Regions from separate parts of the Homo sapiens genome. Here region 2 is linked to region 1. Evidence: chromatin loops called from intact Hi-C (ENCODE). Cell type or tissue: A673. All regions are shown on one strand. Each heading gives the region's core, and the rest is flanking DNA. Links, peaks and the distances in the headings are about the cores only.

Region 1 (9,009 bases), core at 474-8,473:
CGTGTGTCAGCACTAAGAAGTTTCATCCTTGTAAACTTCACCAACATGATAAATAAAATGTAATATCTGATACACATATTTACATTGCTTTGACTACCAATAAAGTCTAAACTTTTAAAGATAATGTATTTTTAAAGGGCATATCTAATAAAGAATCTAGTAACAGGGGGCCAAAGACTAAAGATACTCATAACATAGTAATTCTTAAAGTTATTTAGGTTGTGGGCCTCTGAGAATCTGAAAAAAACCATTAAGTGTGGTACACATACCCACAAAATTTTGATATAATTTCATAAGTCTTCTATAGGCTATCAGTGGGCTTAATGATGCACAAAGGTATCTGTCTCAAATTAATGTTAAATGAGAAACCACAAATTCATCACACTTGCACCCTACTTCATTGGAACATGGCCAGCCAACTTCTGTTTCCTGGTAGCAGTACACACAATTAGAACTAATCTCATCAGCAACTTCTCTAGTTGTTCTATATTTAAACAACATCTCAACACAAGAAAGGTAAGCAAACCAGAAAGCGCCAGTTTTAGTAATGGATGATTTGGGCAGATAAGCCATTTTTTTTCAAGGCATTCGAGGCTGTGAGGTCTAAGAGAGAGCCCAGGACACCAGCAAGGAAGCACTGAGGTTGAGTCATTAATCCTCAGATAAGTCACATACAGTTCCAAGAGCTGTTAGCCCTTACAGATTTTATAAAGCTTATGGGAAGAAAATGAATACAGGCGATCTCCTTGGAGAAAATCTGCTGTAAAATAGCCAATTTCAAAGAAATACATTAGGGGATAGTTATTAACTTTTCTCACAAATTTTTCATTTGACAATAGGTTTTATTATAGGTCTTCCCTAAACAGTACCTAAGAGCATTTTAAAAAAATTCAATTTTCAAAAATGTGATTTACCACCCACTTGTTGTATAAAATGTCTTGTTCTCCTGAGACTAAAGATGTTCTACACCAATAAACTATTTCAATGCATCATCTGTGACTCCCTGGGAGACCACAATACTTGATAGATAGCAGGAGCAATCCACTGTGTTATTACAGAGGCTGTACTCAGAAGGATAATCAATAGATTGGTGTCAATCTGAGGCACACTGGGGCAACATCACTAGTGGATTTCTTTTTGACTTTGACTTAAGAATATTGGTATTCTATGTTTCTGCCAGTGATCTGCATGATGGAATAGTTAGCACAACATTAAGCTTTACAGGTGACACAAATTTAAAGTGGCTGGTATTTTGCATTGCAAGATTAAATGCCCTTTTGTATTTGAAGAGTATCCAGAAATAAAGACAATTGAACATGAAAAGGATATGTGGAGGAGAGTTTCACTGCAGAGAAACAATGTGAGCAACCAACTGAAGAAAGGGCCACAAAGAAGAGAGGCCCTACCAGTCTTTAAAAAGCATAGCAACCAAAAGACATAAACAGTCAGAATTGAAGATATGATGACATTGGACCAATAATTGTGCTTCAATTTTAAAAGATGCCATTTGCGTATTAATTTTATAATATTTATCAAGCACCCACTCAGGGCCAGCTGACATGATGCTGAGATATGCAAATATAGCCACCATTACTCTATCTATCCAACAGATCATTTTTGATAAAGGAACATGTTTTACCAGGGGCTACAATCCAGGAAGTTTTTCTCGGCGTTGGAGGAAGCATGAAGACTGGAAGCCTATTGAGGGAAAGGCACAGAACAAATAGGTTTAAAATGCAAGACTTCCATTTAAAAGATAAAGTAACTTGGGCTTTTCAGCTTCAAGGGTGATCTAATAGAGGTCTCATGGAGGTAACCAGATATTTTCCATTTACTTAGAGTGGTACTTCTTTTAAATGGGCCTAACCTACTTCATAAGGGTATATATAAAGACAATTTGGGGGATAGTCAAGTAAAAATAAGATTTAAGCAAATAATATGGGAATATGTTTTGTAAAACTCTGACAGTGCAATAATCCTTTTTGGCTAGGGTTCAACAGGGCCCTCTTAAATGAAGGATATGGTTCATGGCCTCCTATGTCCCTTCTAATTGACACTATCCATAAACACTCATGAATGTTTTTCAGATTCTCAAATTGGAAAACAGCCCATCACCTGGGCAAGAATAAACGTTTTCCAGACTTGTTTGACTCTTAGGCATTCACTCCTATTGCTTAACAGTTTATCTCAGCCACTTTCTATGAGACTCTAAAACTCTAATTGATATATGGGTGGGGGTGGGGAGGCGCCGCTAAACTGAAGCATTACAATTATTACCTTTTAACGTTCATAAATATTTCTCATTACATAGGCACAACTCTATTCTGTAGGTATTTTTCTTAACTTTTTTCATTCATTTCTGATAACTGTTTTCTAATTTAAAAAGCAATATGTACTTACTAAACATGTAGAAAATGCACTTAGAAAATTTAGTAAACTCAGGTAAGCAAAAGAAGAAAATAAAAATCACTCCACACTCTATGGCTCAAAGATTACCACTATTCACATCTTTATTTCATCTGGCCTGTGATTTCGGCATGTATTCTTTTCTCTGTGGCACACACTTCTGCATGTAGGACATTCCCATGGGTTTATCCAGGTTTGGACAACTGGGCTGCAGCATACAAAAAAATAACCTTTGGTTTATTCATAATTCCCACAGTAGCTGCATTCGTTTCTCACACCTGAAGCAGAGCAACAACATAAAATAGTGGGGGGAAATTGGCATAGTGGTCATGAGTTCAGTATCAGGCCTGCTAAATTTAAATCTACACCTTCTTATCAGTTTAATCTTCAGCAAGATAGGTAATTCCTAAGTCTGTTTCCCCGTCATTGGAATAGCTAATAAGATTGCCTACCTAAAGAGCTTATTGTGAGAATTAAATGAATATTTGTAAGGCACGCTCAGTACAATGTCTGCCACACAGAGCGGACTCAGTAAGTGTTGGCATTTGTTTTTTTTGTTTTTTGTTTTTTATTTTGAGATGGAGTCTTGCTCTGTCGCCCAGGCTGGAGTGCAATGGTGCAATCTCAGCTCACTGCGATCTCCACCTCCTGGGTTCAAGCGATTCTCCTGCCTCAGCTTCCCGAGTAGCTGGGATTACAGGTGCCCCGCACCACGTCTGGCTAATTTTCATATTTTTAGTAGAGATGGGGTTTCGCCATGTTGGCCAGGCTGGTCTTGAACTTCTGACCTCAGATGATCCATCGCCTCGGCCTCCTAAAGTGCTGGGATTACAGGCCTGAGCCACCGTGCCCGGCCAGCACTTGCTTTTTCTATTATTATTATTACAGTATTCCAAATGAGAGCTCTGTATGTGTATATGTGTGCAGTCTCTTTGTTTGGAAGTTATAGTGATCATCTGTTCACATTAATAAATGTTATTGTAAAATATAACTTTTAAATGTCTGCATAATAGTCCATTACTGCACTTATTACAAATTCTTTAACAAATATCCTACATAGGATATCCAAGAATTTGCAATTGCAAATAAACCAAAGGGTTTTTTTTTTTTAGCAATTATATTACTGCTTTATGGGAACTTGCCTCATCTTTGCCCATAGACTGAGAGTGAATAATGTGTCTTTTTACCTTTTTGTACCAAGTTCTTACCCCACAGTAAGCTAGGATGAAGGAAGGAAGGAAGGAAGGAAGGAAGGAAGGAAGGAAGGAAGGAAGGAAGGAAGTGAGTGAGTTTGAATAAATTTACCAGTTTAGGGGTAGTATTTTTTGATGTATTATGTTAAAAGATTCTGCCAGTCTGGATGCAAAGAGAAAAATATGTTCCATAAAATTTCCCAGAGGAGAAATAAAAGTAAATATGCTCTGTCGTGTGGTACAATTAAATTTTAACTTTTCATGAATGTTCTCCATCAGTCAATGATTCAAATTGTAAATAGCTTACTAGGATCAAAACAAAATCAAAAATAGGCCACAAATTCATACAAATAATTTTCTCTCTGAGGTGTTGATTGAATAAAATGGAACCTCATTGAGATCCAATTAAGAAAAACTCGCCAGGAAGCCATAAATGACCCAATGTATCTTGTGGGCTTACAAAAATAGCTCAAAAAGTGGAAGAAACTCTCTGCTGTTATTTTTGCTTTTGTGTTTGCACAGAGCATTGTTCTAAAAAAATCATCTTAGAAATCATCAGCATATTGATGTAAAGTTTTCATCAATCATTGTTAGGGGCAAAGAAGAAAGAAATACAAAAATAAGGAAGCAGACTAGTATTTTATTTGCTTTATTGTATCTCTAGACTGTCTAAGTGCTTTTCCATGTATCTCATTTAATTAAGGAAATTTGAAGTTTCAATGTATTAATATGAACTCCAAAGTAATCTACCAGGTTGTGGGTAAAGAATCAGGAAAGCGTGCTGACAAAAAGCTGATCTCATTGCTGGAACAGAGACCTAACTCAAGCCTGGAGTTAAGGGAATTCAGTTATTGCTGAATTCATGAAATATTTTTATCCCAGCAGGATTTGTTTTTTTTTAATTTTTATTCTGGAAAGAATCAAACCCAATTTCCTAAGGTGTAACCTTCCAGTTTAATTTTCAAGGAAACAAGTTAAAAAAAAACAAAAAACAGAATATCCCTCTTATGAAAAGGAAACAGACCAGCCCTGATCAACAATGATAGATAACGTATTTTGAGCATGACAGGTGGGGCTCCTCTTTTCCCCCTTGATTTCTTACGTGCAAATGTCCACCACTATCACCAAGCATCCATTGGGCATCTCAGAGAGAGTTATGCAAAGAGAATTCCACAGACACACTTCCCTGTCTGCACCTTCTTAAAGCATGCAAAATTAGCTCCCTTGGACTACAGATGTTCAGAAGATTCTGCTGGTGCCTCGTACAAGCAGTTTGTTACTTTGAGAAAAATGTGTCCAATCACAAATCATAAGAACAGATTGTCAGGCTGCCAAAACTTGCAATTCTGGGCCTTATTATCATCATTGTTATAGTCATTGTTCTGGTTATTGTTCTTAAACATTGTGCCTAACCAAGAACTATTTCCTGGAACATGAGTTTAATAAAATTAACTGTCAGGACTGTCTCTTACCTCTCTTTTCATTTTATCCATATCTCAGTATAAAAATAAGCAATTATTAGAATGACTATAAATGGCCTCTTAAGAAGAAAGGTTACCACTTTTCTCTGTAAAATTTATAAAAGTGCTAAAGTACAGTTTCAAATATTATTTATTCAGTCCCAATTGCTCACTACTGGCCACTGTACCATATGGCATCTTAGTGTTACACTTACAATAATACACTTTGTATTCACAATAATCCTATTGAGTAATTACAGTTATTGCTTTTACAGTTGAAGACACTAAGGCTTAGGGAGGCCAAGGAACATAACCAGAGTTGCACACCTCGTGAGCAGCAAAGTCATGATTGGAAGCCAGGCCTTCTGATTTAAGTCCCTTGCTCTCCCACTATCACTTAATACTTTCTACACCTCCAAAAACTCCTTTAATAAATTCAAAGCTGCAACCACTCTCCTCACTACCATTTCAACTGTTCTTTGCTATGCTTTAAGCATCAGTTTTTTCTACAAATAAAATGTACTGATTGGATTACTGAAACCACACCTGACTGACTTAGAGCTAATTTTAACAGAACGAGTCCCAGCTTATCCAAAACATTCATTGGGCAGATTGAAATTTTCAAAGCAGATAGACACAGTAAAATAAAAGTTATTAATTTGTTGCATCTCTGTAGTGAGACATAGGCTAATGATTTTTTTTCTTGTTCAAGTCATTTAAAAAAGAGAATAAGCGATAGGGAGGTAGAGCAAGATGGCCAAATAGAAGCCTCCAGTGATCATTCTCCCTCCCTGCAGGAACACCAAATTAAACAAATATCCACATTAAAAAAGGCCTTCATAAGAACCAAAAATCAAGTGAGTGATCACAGTGGTTTTAACATCATATTAAGGAAAGAGGCACTGAAGAGGGTAGAAGACATAATCTTGAATCACTGACACCACCAGCCCCATCCCCCGGCAGCAGCCCAGTGGCACAGAGAGATAATCTGTGCACTTGCGGCAGGAAGAATGTGGTAATTGTGGGACTTCGCATTGTAACTCAGTGCTGCCCTGTCAACAGCAGAAAGCTACATGGGCAGAACTCAGCTGGCCCACACAGAGGGAACATTTAGAGCAACCCTAGCCAGAGGGGAATTGTCCATCCCAGCTAAGAACCTGAGCTCCAGCAAGCCCCGCCATGGTGAGCTAAAGTGTTCTGGGTCCTAAATAAAACTGAAAGGCAGTTTAGGTCACAAGGACTACAATTCCCGGGCAAGTCCTGGTGCTGTGCTGGGCTCAGAGCCAACAGACTTGGGGAGCACAGGACCTAATGAAACACCAGCTGGGGCAACCAAGGGACTGCTTGTGTCACTCCTTCCCCAACTCCTGGCAGTGCTGCTCACAGCTCTGAAAGTGACTCCTTCGTTCTGCTTGAGGAGAGGAGAGGTGAAAGCAAAGAGGACTTTATCTTAAACTTGGATACCAGCTCAGCCACAGGAAAATTTGGCACAGCTAAGAGTCCTAAGGCCCTTATTCCATGCCCTAGCTCCTGGATAACATTTCTAGACATGCCCTGGGCCAGAAGGGAACCCATTGCCTTGAAGGGAAGGACCCAATCCTGGCAGAATTCATCACCTGCTGACTAGAGAGCCCTTGAGTTCTGAATAATGAGTAGTGGCCACAAGGCCTTACTCACCATGGGCCTTGGGTGAGACTCAGAGCCATGTTGGCTTCATGTGTGACCCAGCACATTCCCAGCTGTGGGGAGAGATCTTTTCTGCTTACGTAAAGGACAGGGAATAGTAAGAGAACTTCGTCTTACAGCTTGGGCACTAGCTCAGCCACAGTGGGGTACAGCAGTATGCAGGTTCCTAGAGTCCCTGATTCTAGGCCTCAGCTCATTTCTGGACCTCCCTGGGGCCAACAGGGAGCTCACTTCCCTGAAGGGAGAGACTGAGGACTCACAGCATTCACCACAATCTGACTGAAGAGACTTTGGGCCTTAAGTGAACATTGACAGTTTCCAGGCAGTAATCACCATGGGTCCAGGGCAGTGGTGGCCACAGAGAGAGACTCTTCTGCCTGAAAAAAGTAAAGGGAAAAATGGTGAGGGAAGAGTAGGAAGGACTTCGTCTTGCAGCTTGGGTGCCAGCTCAGCTGCAGTAGAATAGATCACCAGCTAGATTCCTAAGGTTCCCAACTCTAGGCTCTGGCCCCTTGATGGCATCTCTAAACTTGCCTAGGAACTGGGAAACTCATCACCCTGAAAGGAAGGACACAGGCTGGCTGGATTTACTGCCTTCTAATTGTAGAGTCATTGGGCCTTGAGTGAATATGGGCAGTAGCCAGGAAGTGGTCACCACAGGCCTTGGGCAAGATCCAGTGCTGCACTGGCTTTGGGTCTGATCCAATTCAGTCACAGTGGTGGTGACCACAGAGGTGTTTGTGTTACCCCTCCTTCAGCTCCAAGCACCTCAGCACAGAGAGAGACTTCATTGTTTGAGGGAGAGTAAGGAAAGAGAACAAGAGTCTCTGCCTGGTAAGCCAGGGAATTCTCCTGGTTCTTACCTAAGACTACCAAGGCAGTACTCTATGAGTCTGCAAGAGCCACAGCGTTACTGGGTAGGGTCCCCCCAATGCAGATTCCAGCTGCAGTGACCAAAGACTTAGATCACAACACCCAACTCCCTTCAAATACTTGGAAAGCCTTCCTGAGAAGGATTAATACAAACAAGCCCAGACTGTAAAGACTGCAATAAATATCTAACTCTTCAATACCCAGACACCAAGGAATACCTACAAGTATCAATACCATCTAGGAAAACACAACCTCACCAAATGAACTAAATAAGGCACTAGTGAACAATCTCAGACAGACAGAAATATGTCACTTTTCAGACAGAGAATTCAAAATAGCTGTTTTGAGGAAGCGCAATGAAAATCAAGATAACACAGAGAAGGAATTCAGAATCCCATCAGGTAAATTTAACAAAGGGATTGAAATAATTTAAAAGAATCAAGCAGAAATTCTAGAGCCAAAAAATGCAACTGACATACTGAAGAATATATTAGAGTTCCTTAACAGTAGAATTGATCAATCAGAAGAAAGAATTAGTAAGCTTGAAGAAAGGCTATTTGAAAATACAGTCAGAGAAGACAAAAGAAAAAAAAGAATAAAAAGGAATGAAGCACACCTATGAGATCTAGAAAATAGCCTCAAAAGGGCAAATCTAGGAGTTATTGGCCTTAAAGAGGAGGTAAAGAGAGAGAGAGGTCATGGTAGAAAGTTTATTAAGAGGGATAATAACAGAAAACTTCCCAAAACTAGAAAAAGATATCAATATTCAAGTACAAGTAAAAGATATCAATATTCAAGTACAAGGAGGTTATAGAACACCCAGCAGATTTAACACAGATAAGACTACCTCAATATATTTAATAATCAAACTCCCAAAGGTCAAGGATAAAGAAGGGATTCTAAAAGCAGCAAGAGAAAGGAAACAACATAAAAAGGAGTTCCAGTGCCCATGGTAGTAGACTTCTTAGTGGAAATCTTATAGGCTAAGAGAGAGTGCCATGACGTATTTAAAGTGCCAAAGGAAAAATCTTTTATCCTGATTAGTACATCTAGTGAAAATATCCTTTAAACATAAAGGAGATATAAAAACTTTCCCAGACAAACAATAGCTGAGGAATGTTATGAACACCAGACCTGTTCTACAAGAAATGCTAAAGGGAGTTCTTCACCCTGAAAGAAAAGGATGGTAATGAGTAATGAGAAATCCTCTGAAAGTACAAAACTCACTGGCAATAGTATATACACAGAAAAACACAGATTATTATAACTGTATTACTGTGGTGTATAAACTACTCAGATCTTGAATAGAAAGTCTAAAAGATGAACCTATCAAAAATAATAACTACATCAACTTTTCAAGACATAGGCAGTATAATAAGATATAAATATAA
Region 2 (9,009 bases), core at 375-8,374, 67 kb after region 1:
ATGGATGAGGTATCCAGGCAGATCTTTGTGGCCAAGTGTGGCATCTGGGAGCTCAGAAATTTCAGCAAGCCCTCTCAGCAAGGAGTGCTATGGGAACCAATGGGCTTTCATAGGATTATTGAGGTTGTAGGTCAGCCAAGGCATGGACCGTGGTCTTTAGCAAAAGCAGCCAACATGATTCCCTCAAACCAGGTGAGCCCAGCTACACTCAGTGGGCCGTAGCACCAGATGCCAGTGAATCTCTCAGAGGAATCCAGCAAGGACCCACCAACGCCTATTACCCAATCCCCACCCTCCATAGCTTATACAGACTTCCTCTTACACTATGTGCAATTAGGAAGAAGGAAGAATAGAGGAGATCTCTTCAAAGGAAGAAAACCTGCTTTGATTGGGGGGCTGAGCTTTCAAATGACGATTTGAAAGAGACTAATAGAAATGCCACTGACTGAATCATCTTTAATTGATGCAATCAAGCCCCTCCCCCATTCCACCATAAACAGAACTGAGGAGTTTAGAGCAAGGTGAGGCTCATCATAAAAATAAAGTTGCATGCTTTTACATATCTGGTTAAAAGACTACGCATAAATAGAGCAGAGTTATAGTGATGGGGTTTCCAAATTTTGGGGGACATCCAGTATTATCTATAAATAGTTTATCCCATTGTCCCCATAATCTTAACTTTAACTTAGAAAGCATGAAGATTATCCAAGGAGTATTATCATTTTGGAAATTGTTAATTTTTTTAAGGAAAGAACCATTATGCATTTCTCAACTAAAAGGAAATACTGCTAAACATGTAGAAAACATATAATGTAGGCTTCTCACAAGCAAGTGACACTTCTACTCCCACTGCCTTTGGAGAAAGAAAATTTTTCTCTTGACCTACTTTTAAATAAAAAGAAAAAAAATAAAATCTGCCATACTACATATATACTACTCCCAACTTATGAAGAGAAGGTAAGTGCCCAATATAAATATTACAGCTAAAGAAAACCAGAAAGAATGAAAATTATTATAGAATTAAAGTTAAAATGCCCACAAAAGCCAGGAGAGCAGAACCGATCTAAAAATGTAATTCTGGGTGCAAAGAAGCAGATTAAAGGGTCTCATTTCTTTACTAGATAAAGACTACAAGATCCATGCTCTTCTGTCCTCAAATGTTTCCCAAATTCCAAAGAAGCCTGGCTCTTTTCCAGGGTGGGAATTTGAATACTTTAAAGAGTGTACAACTCGAGATGCAGCAAAAGATAAACAGCCTTCTATTTACCTTAGGTCAGCCTGAGAACTTGAAATTGCCATTGCAAAAAAAAAGTAAACAGATGATAAAAGATAATTTTCCCTTTTAATGGAAAAGAAATGCAAAATAAAATAAAGTAGAGGTGTGATCTTACAGTTTCAAAATCAAGGAGCAAATATTTTTAGTGATAATATGCAATTTTGATGAGGTTTCAGTAATGCAAGGACTGCTGGAAGCCTACAACCTTTTGGTGAGCAATAGGCCAATCTATAATGAGAGCCATAGAGATGTCCCTGGTCTCTAAACAGCAACACTATTATCCAAATTCTGAGAATTAACATAAAAGAATTCAGAAGAAGCAAATGGCTATCTACACAAAGATATTTACTATAGCCTTTTCTATACTGCCAAGGCAAACAAACAAAAAACTCAAAAACTAGAAACAACCAAATGTCCAAAACAGGTTTATGACACATTAACATAATATTCTGCTTCCTTGAAATTATTTACAATGCAATCCATGTAAAAATATGAAGCTATATTTATTATATATTGTTAAATGGAAAAATAGGATATCAATATGTACCTACCCTCTTTCAAAAGACATGAAAATGCATGCAGTATAAAAATAATAAATACAGGTTTACTCTATAGCAAAGTTCCATTTTCTTTCTTACTTAAAAACACCTCAATATTATTTTTGTGATTTCAAGAAACTATTCTGTCTCTTCAAAAGTGTATTTTTTAAGAAAGTCCTTTCAAAAAGCAGTGTGTCTCTGATATAAATCCCGAGGGTAAAACTACAGTGTAAATAATTATTTTTTAAAGGTAGAAAACTTAGAGATTAACAAAGAAGAGAAGTAAAATGGTTGGAGTGAATAATATTGCCTGGGAGAATCCAGTCTCACTAGTAACCATTTCTTAACACAGGAAGGCCAGGTGGTAGAATTTTTGTATTTTGTTTCACTTTGTGTGTGTGTGTCTGAAGCTTTCTCTCTCTTAACTATGGAAGGTGAGAGATTAAAAATAATAATAATAAAATAAAAACTCTCATTGGTTAGCTACACTGCAGAACTCACTGCCAATTCTGAACAGAAAAGAAAACATCAGCTTGGACCAGAGTTAATGCTACATAAGATTCTTACACCTAAGAGATTAATGCCCCTACCGAAAGTACCCATAGGAGCTTTTAAAATCAAAGCTCAAAGTAACGTGTGGGTAGCCCTGCCTTGGACAGAGCCCAATATTTGAAGGTTAAAGTGTTTTCTAAGGAGAGAATGGAAACCAAACTCAATTAAGGAGAGATGGATAGTAAATTGAATTTAGTGCTCAAAGGTGTATTATACTTTGGGAGTTGTACTTCTTTAAATAGTCAGCACGGTAGAGCAGAAAAAGCACTACAGCAGGCGTCAGATGATTGGGTGCTAATCACCGCTTTGCCACTAACTACCTGATGGCCTCAGAGAGGAAAAATGCTTGCGTTTGGTTTTGTTTCATTTGAAAATTGAAGAAATTGGGTTAGATGGTCCAAGTCTGCTCATAGGACAGATCTGTTCCTGGTGGGACTGCTTAGGAGGCTGGTATTAGATATTTGAGAGACTGCAGATTATGTCAAGAAGTGTTGTTGTCATTGAACGACTATTTCACAGAGAATAGGTCCCCATTGCTAATGTCCTCCAGCCCAACAGCACCAGACACACACCTATATTCAACCAAATCAGGCTTATTGGCTCATTACATTGAAGGACCCACCACATTATGGAGAACCATGAAATGGGCATCTTCGTTAGAGGGTTTTAGAATGGACTTGTGTTAGGATTTGGCTTGTTAGGTAACTTAAAGGAAGGCTCAAGAAAGCAGTTTTGTTTCACATAGGGTACCATCAGAAATCAGGGCAATTCTGGCCGGGCACAGCGTTTCATGCCTGTAATCCCAGCACTTTGGGAGGCCGAGGCAGGCAGATCATGAGGTCAGGAGATTGAGAAGAGCCTGGCCAACATGGTGAAACCCTGTCTCTACTAAAAATACAAAAATTAGCTGGGTGTGATGGCACGTGCCTGTAATGCCAGCTACTCAGGAGGCTGAGGGAGGAGAATCACTTGAACCAGGGAGTCGGAGGTTGCAGTGAGCCGAGAATGCGCCACTGCACTACAGCCTGGCGACAGAGCAAGACTCTGTCTCAAAAAAAAAAAAAAAAAGAAAAAAGAAAAGAAAGAAAGAAAAAGAAAAAAGAAAGCAGGGCAATTCTATCATTGGATATCTTAATAATTTTTTTTCTAATAGGAGGAACAGTGAGGCTAAAGCTATAATTGGTAAAGAAGCAGCAATCACTCATATTAGCCCAGAAATGGAAATGTTTGGCCATTTTGGTCTGGACATGTTCTTGTCTTTGACTCTGTTCAGACATGTTTAGAGTTGTTTTGTTTTTGTCTTGCTCCATCCATGATTGGAGACAGGTATTGTCTAATATTGACATTCTGTGAAATTGTTTATGTCCTATAGAACTCTATGGTCTAGCTGTTACAACCAGACAGCTCCAAGCAGACAACAGTCAGAGGCTGCAGTTTTTTTTCTTACCACGAAGGAAATAATTAACTCCAAGGGTAAGTAATTAGCTGACAAGCCAGAAAAGGAGGCCCCAGGCTGGAAACTATTGAAAAGTACTCAATCCATAAAGCTGAAGCTCTAGGAAAATGACCCAGAAAACAAGTAAAAGGTATTGACTTGGAAGAAAAGAAAAAAAAAAAGACATATATATGAGCAGGTGACACAGGATGGATGTAGAGCTGACTCTGGAATAGAGAGCTTCCACCAGGTTGTTCCATTCATGCAGAGGCCCACAGAGTTCATTGCTGAGGCAGATTTTTAAAGAGATTAATCATGGTCAGACATAGTAACATCTCAAGTATTTTCCAGCTCTATAATTATATGAAACCTTGCTCCAAATGCTATTCTAGTTTAAACACAAAATTGATGTGTGTTGAAAATAACAGATGTTGGTTGGTCTATTTTAACAATTTACTTTATTAAAAATAGAATTAAGCCATTAGATGATGTGCTCTATTCGATCTCTCAATTGTCTATGCATGGATCACGGGGACTACCATTTACCATTTGAAAGTTACCAAAAGTATAGAAATAATATTCAAGAGGAAATAAGCTTGTAAAAGTGGGAAGAATATGCATTTCATATTATATGGAGCCTTCCTGGTTTCACAGAGTAAGTCCCACTTCCCAAATAATGTATCAGCTCATATCAGAGCGTGTACTCCGATATTTTTCTCAAATATTGGAAAGCTTGTCTTGCCAATGCAGATCTATTTAGTCATGCTAAAATTCACAGTCCGTAATGGTTAATTGGTTTCACATTCTGGTAAGTATCTGTAAGATAGGATTCTGGATAACACTGAAAATTATTTAAACAGCACATGCTGAGGCACAAGCCTCTCCACCACACATCTGTGGATCTCCTGGGGTGTATGCTTAGAATATAATGATACTATATGCCACACAGGGTTATCAGTATCCTAAGAAGCCCAAAAACAATTTTTGGAAGTTGCAGCCGTATGCATGGCTTGCAGAATGACAGACTAGAGATGGTGTTAGTTCCAGTAATTAACTTTGCAGCATCAGGGGCAGGAAACCCCCTGCTGAGGGCATCAATAACTCCATTCCTCAAGGGGAAGTCTTGCTGGTGCCTGGGTGGATCTGTGACCTTTGGCAGATGGAGTAGTATTTGAATACACAAAATCAGGAAAATAAAAACGATAAAAGGCAGGCAATTTGCTAAATGAAATGTACATAAACTGAACTGCCTGTAACAGTTCATCAGAAACTACGAGGATCACCCGGAGGGTTTTTAACCACTTCCACAACAAATGATCCTGAAATACCCTCTTTTGTTTTTCATTTCTTTCTTGAAAATATGTACAAGTAGTAAATAGAAATACACTTGGCCCCCACCCATTTCAGACATTGTCGCCTGGTCTCCATTTAGGGTGTGTGTGTGTGTATGTGTGTGTGCATGTGTGTGTGTGTGTGTGTGTGCATGCGCGTATGTATGTATGTTCATATTATATACACATATATATACATACACATATATGTTTTTACTTATTTATAATTTTACACCCATTGTAATTTTTATCCGATAACAGAAAGCAAAAGAATATGTCTCCCTTTCAGGTAAAACCTCCTTAAGAGTTTTTCTGAACAAAGTTTAGTGAAAAGAAGAAATCAGGTCATTATGAACCAACCAGCCATTCTTAGGATTCAATTTGAGCTGCTTTTATTTGTATCTCAATTCAGCCTTCGTCACCTCAGTGCTCAGTGATGGGAACACTGACCTTGGAAAAACTGCAAAAGTTTCTAGCAGCTCTCAGATGGGTAACGTGAGGCTCTTGGAGGATATTTCTCTACACTGCATGCTCACACTCATCAACCTAGATCCAAGGGTGCACATGGCCCCCAAGAAGCCCACGCGGTTTCATGGGTTAAGGCAGAAGTTCTCACACTTTACTACATGTTAGAATCACCAGAAGACCTTTGAAACTCCCAATGTGAGACCCCTAGAAAGGCATCAGTACTTTTTAAAGCCCCTTGGATCATTCTAATGTGCCACCAAGTTTGAGAAGAAATGATTTAGGGTTAAGAAAAAAAAAATCCCAAAGATCAGTAAACACCTCATTGTTGTGACTTGGTTGGAATGGGGCCAAGCTACCACCCAATGATGTTTTAGGGTGAGCCACCCCTAAGAACCAGGGAGGAAATAAAAGGACCCGGTGCAATTTGAATAGAGGCCCAGTGACTGCTACAGTTTGTTTGTACAGGATACCATACTCCACCATGAGTTGGGTAGGACTGAGTGAACCTTTCTTGCCAAGCTTAGAAAAGAGAACAAGTTGAGAGAAAATGCAGGGCGAAGATGCCTCTGTGGCTCTCAGCACTCAGGCGGAAATGATTTCCACCTTCTTGGCCTACAACTGATCAACATCCATAAAACCTTTTTTGGGGTATGAAAAGAGTCCAAGGTTACAGTTCTTACTTCCAGTTTTTCCAGGCCCTTCCCTTATTCGCTCCACTTTCCTGCTTCGGTTTGCATGCCTTTTTAAGGTACAAGGCACCTGGGAGCAAAGTCATGGTGACAAACAAGCTTTGACTTCAGAGAGCCAGGTGTGTGAATGCAGCCAGAATGCAGAAATGGGCAGCTGCGATTATTTCTGAAATTCAAGGAAATATTTTGTCATACACTATAGCCAGCTAGTAAGATTCAATTCAGAGTTGTGTATTCCACTCAATATTAAATTTACACAATCAAAGGAAAATTACTAACAAGTTTGCTTGAATACCCTGCTATTTATTGACATTCTCAAGGTCCAGAATCATACCATGTGATCCTAGTTACAGCTGCATATTGAATTCTCAGCTTTTCTGGCTCCTCCTTTTCTGATTGGATGACATAAGCACTTTATATCTTGCGCATTTGATATTTAATAATTAATAAACATTCATTGACTAGGCGAATAATTGTGTGTTAATATGGTATTTATGATGGGCCAGACACTGTTGTAAGTACTTTATAGATATTAGCTCATTTAAGCCTCAATAAGCCCTAGGAGCTCTGTACTAGTATTAGGCCCATTCTACAGTTGAAGCCACAGAAACATAAAGAGGTTAAATCAGATTTGGGATTCCAAGCCAGGCCAGCCAGCTCCAGCAGTTGCCTCTTTGTAAAGAGTGAGTGAATGATGAAGACTTTTTCTTATTACTGTGGGTTTCTTCCTTTAGACCAGGTGTCCCAACCCCAAGGCTACAGGCCAATCTGTAGCCAGTTAGGAATTGGGTAGCACAGCAGGAGGTGAGGGGCAGGCAGGCAAGCATTACAGCCTGAGCTGTACCTCCTGTCAGATCAGTGGTAGCATTATATTCTCATAGGAGTGTGAGCCCTATTGTGAACTGTGCATGTGAGGGATCCAGGTTGCACACTCCTTATGAGAATCTAATGCCTGATGATCTGAGGTGGAACAGTTTCATGCTGAAACCATCTCCAACCCCACCCTCCCAACCCACCCACCATCCATGGAAAAATTGTCTTCCACGAAACCAGTCCCTGGTGACAAAAAGACTGAGGACCACTGCTTTAGACCACGTGCTTCCTAAGGCAATGCTTACTTTTGCAGCCCAACTTATTTGTAAGACTTCCACATTGCTATAGGGAAACACAGCACATTGCTTCTGACTATTGCATTCCATCTAAAAAACAGAACAGATTTGAAAAAGCCATTCCTCTAGGGATGGAGTCCCAGGTTACTCCCAACTTTTGCTACCATAAACAGTAAGCAGGGCGCATCCTAATTTGTATCTATCTCTTGAGGACTTCTACAAGAGTTTCTAAGGTGTCTACCCAGGAGTAAAATTTCTAGGGTGTAAAGCAATCACACATTTAAGTTTATACACATTACGCCATTGTCCTCTCACCCTCCAGGAATGCTACAACAGTTCACCCTCCCGTCAATGATGTGTGAGGAAGAAGTTAGCACTTTATAGGGTCTGTGACCAAGCACAACTAAATAACTAAAAACAATTTAGAATCTCTTATTTTTAAATTGCCATGGTTCTACCTAAACCCCTTTTAGCTTATGCCAATTTTGTTAAGAATTGTTGCAATTATTTTTATTCTCACTAAAAATAGATTAATTATTACATAGTGTTAATACCACATTCCAAATTCCACTTGTGATTTTAAATATGACTTCATTCTATGAATATCTCATAATGTATAAAAGCTACCATGTGTATTTTTGTTTCCTATGGAACAATAACTCAAAATTAATATGAAAGTTATAATATACCTATTCCTACAAAATATGTACAAATATGTATTTGGCAATAGTGCAGTGCTCAAGGAAACACCTTAAGAAATATCAGTCCCACTATAAAGTATGTTGGAATTTAAAAGGGTCTGGGGGCAGCAGCGGAGAAGTAGAAAGAATAAAAAAAACTATACCCAACATTTGAACCACCAGGAATGTGCTGGCCAGATTCAGATTGTTGGCAGGAAAAGATTTTTATAATTTCTTTTCCATAATTTAGCCTAGCTGGATAATTACATTTAGAAAACTAAGAGAGTAACCACAGACGTGTATGTAATGGAATTTTAAAATGTAGATATATCCCTCAAGGAAATAAAAGGGGCAATAGAAGGCTATCATTATCAACTTTAGAACAAAAGTTGTGTTCACTCCAACCCAAAGAATAATTAAAATCAGTCAAGACGACACGGAATGCCAATCTTATACACTTGTCATTTCAGAAAGCTAGCTTGACAGTTGTACACCCACTCTGGTTGACAGTCAAATACGTTTCTAAGGAATAGATGAGCTTTTACAGGGGTGAGTAGCAAAGTCTTTCTATCCAAACCAGTTTCCCTCAAAGAGTTTGGAGGTTTGTTTGAAGCAGCAGCTTTGGCTAAAGTCATTCATGTTTCTCCATAAATAGTTGAAACCGTCACGAAGGCATTGTATAGAAAATAAAAAGGGTATAGGCTTGGGGTCATCTGGATGACAGTTGTACTAATTATATGATCCTAGGAACGTTGTTTAACTTCTCCTTCTGGAAGTGCCAGAGGAGAAATCAGTGTCCTTGCCTTTTCCAGCTCCTGGAGGTCACCTGTGTCCCCTGGCTCATGTCCCCCTTTCAGCAATCACATCACTCTGCTTCCATCCTCATGTCTCCTTCTCTTCCTCTTACCCTCCCACCTCCCTCTTTTATTT

Evidence for each region. A loop is a pair of places that touch in the nucleus more often than their neighbours do. Peaks named below come from ENCODE experiments on the same cell type or tissue, not always from the same donor. Only the 100,000 strongest peaks of a DNase experiment are listed, where the experiment ranks them.
Region 2: it touches region 1 in a loop (11-fold over the local background); 2 of 110 quality-filtered maps call a loop at or near these places.

What each region holds. Positions count from the first base shown.
Region 1 is chr2:220,332,821-220,341,829 of GRCh38, reverse strand. The region is part of intron 3 of LOC105373893 (a long non-coding RNA gene); the gene reads right to left. Among named protein-coding and RNA genes, the nearest start is that of MIR4268, 430 kb to the right of the region's middle. In A673, for the core only: no CTCF peak of the experiment used is centred there; DNase peaks (open chromatin) are centred at 3,769, 4,019, 4,849 and 6,199; H3K27ac peaks cover 6,852 bases.
Region 2 is chr2:220,265,516-220,274,524 of GRCh38, reverse strand. All of the region lies in intron 2 of LOC105373893 (a long non-coding RNA gene), which reads right to left. Among named protein-coding and RNA genes, the nearest start is that of MIR4268, 360 kb to the right of the region's middle. RefSeq lists an enhancer at 4,608-5,175. In A673, for the core only: no CTCF peak of the experiment used is centred there; a DNase peak (open chromatin) is centred at 4,874; H3K4me3 peaks cover 621 bases; H3K27ac peaks cover 2,365 bases.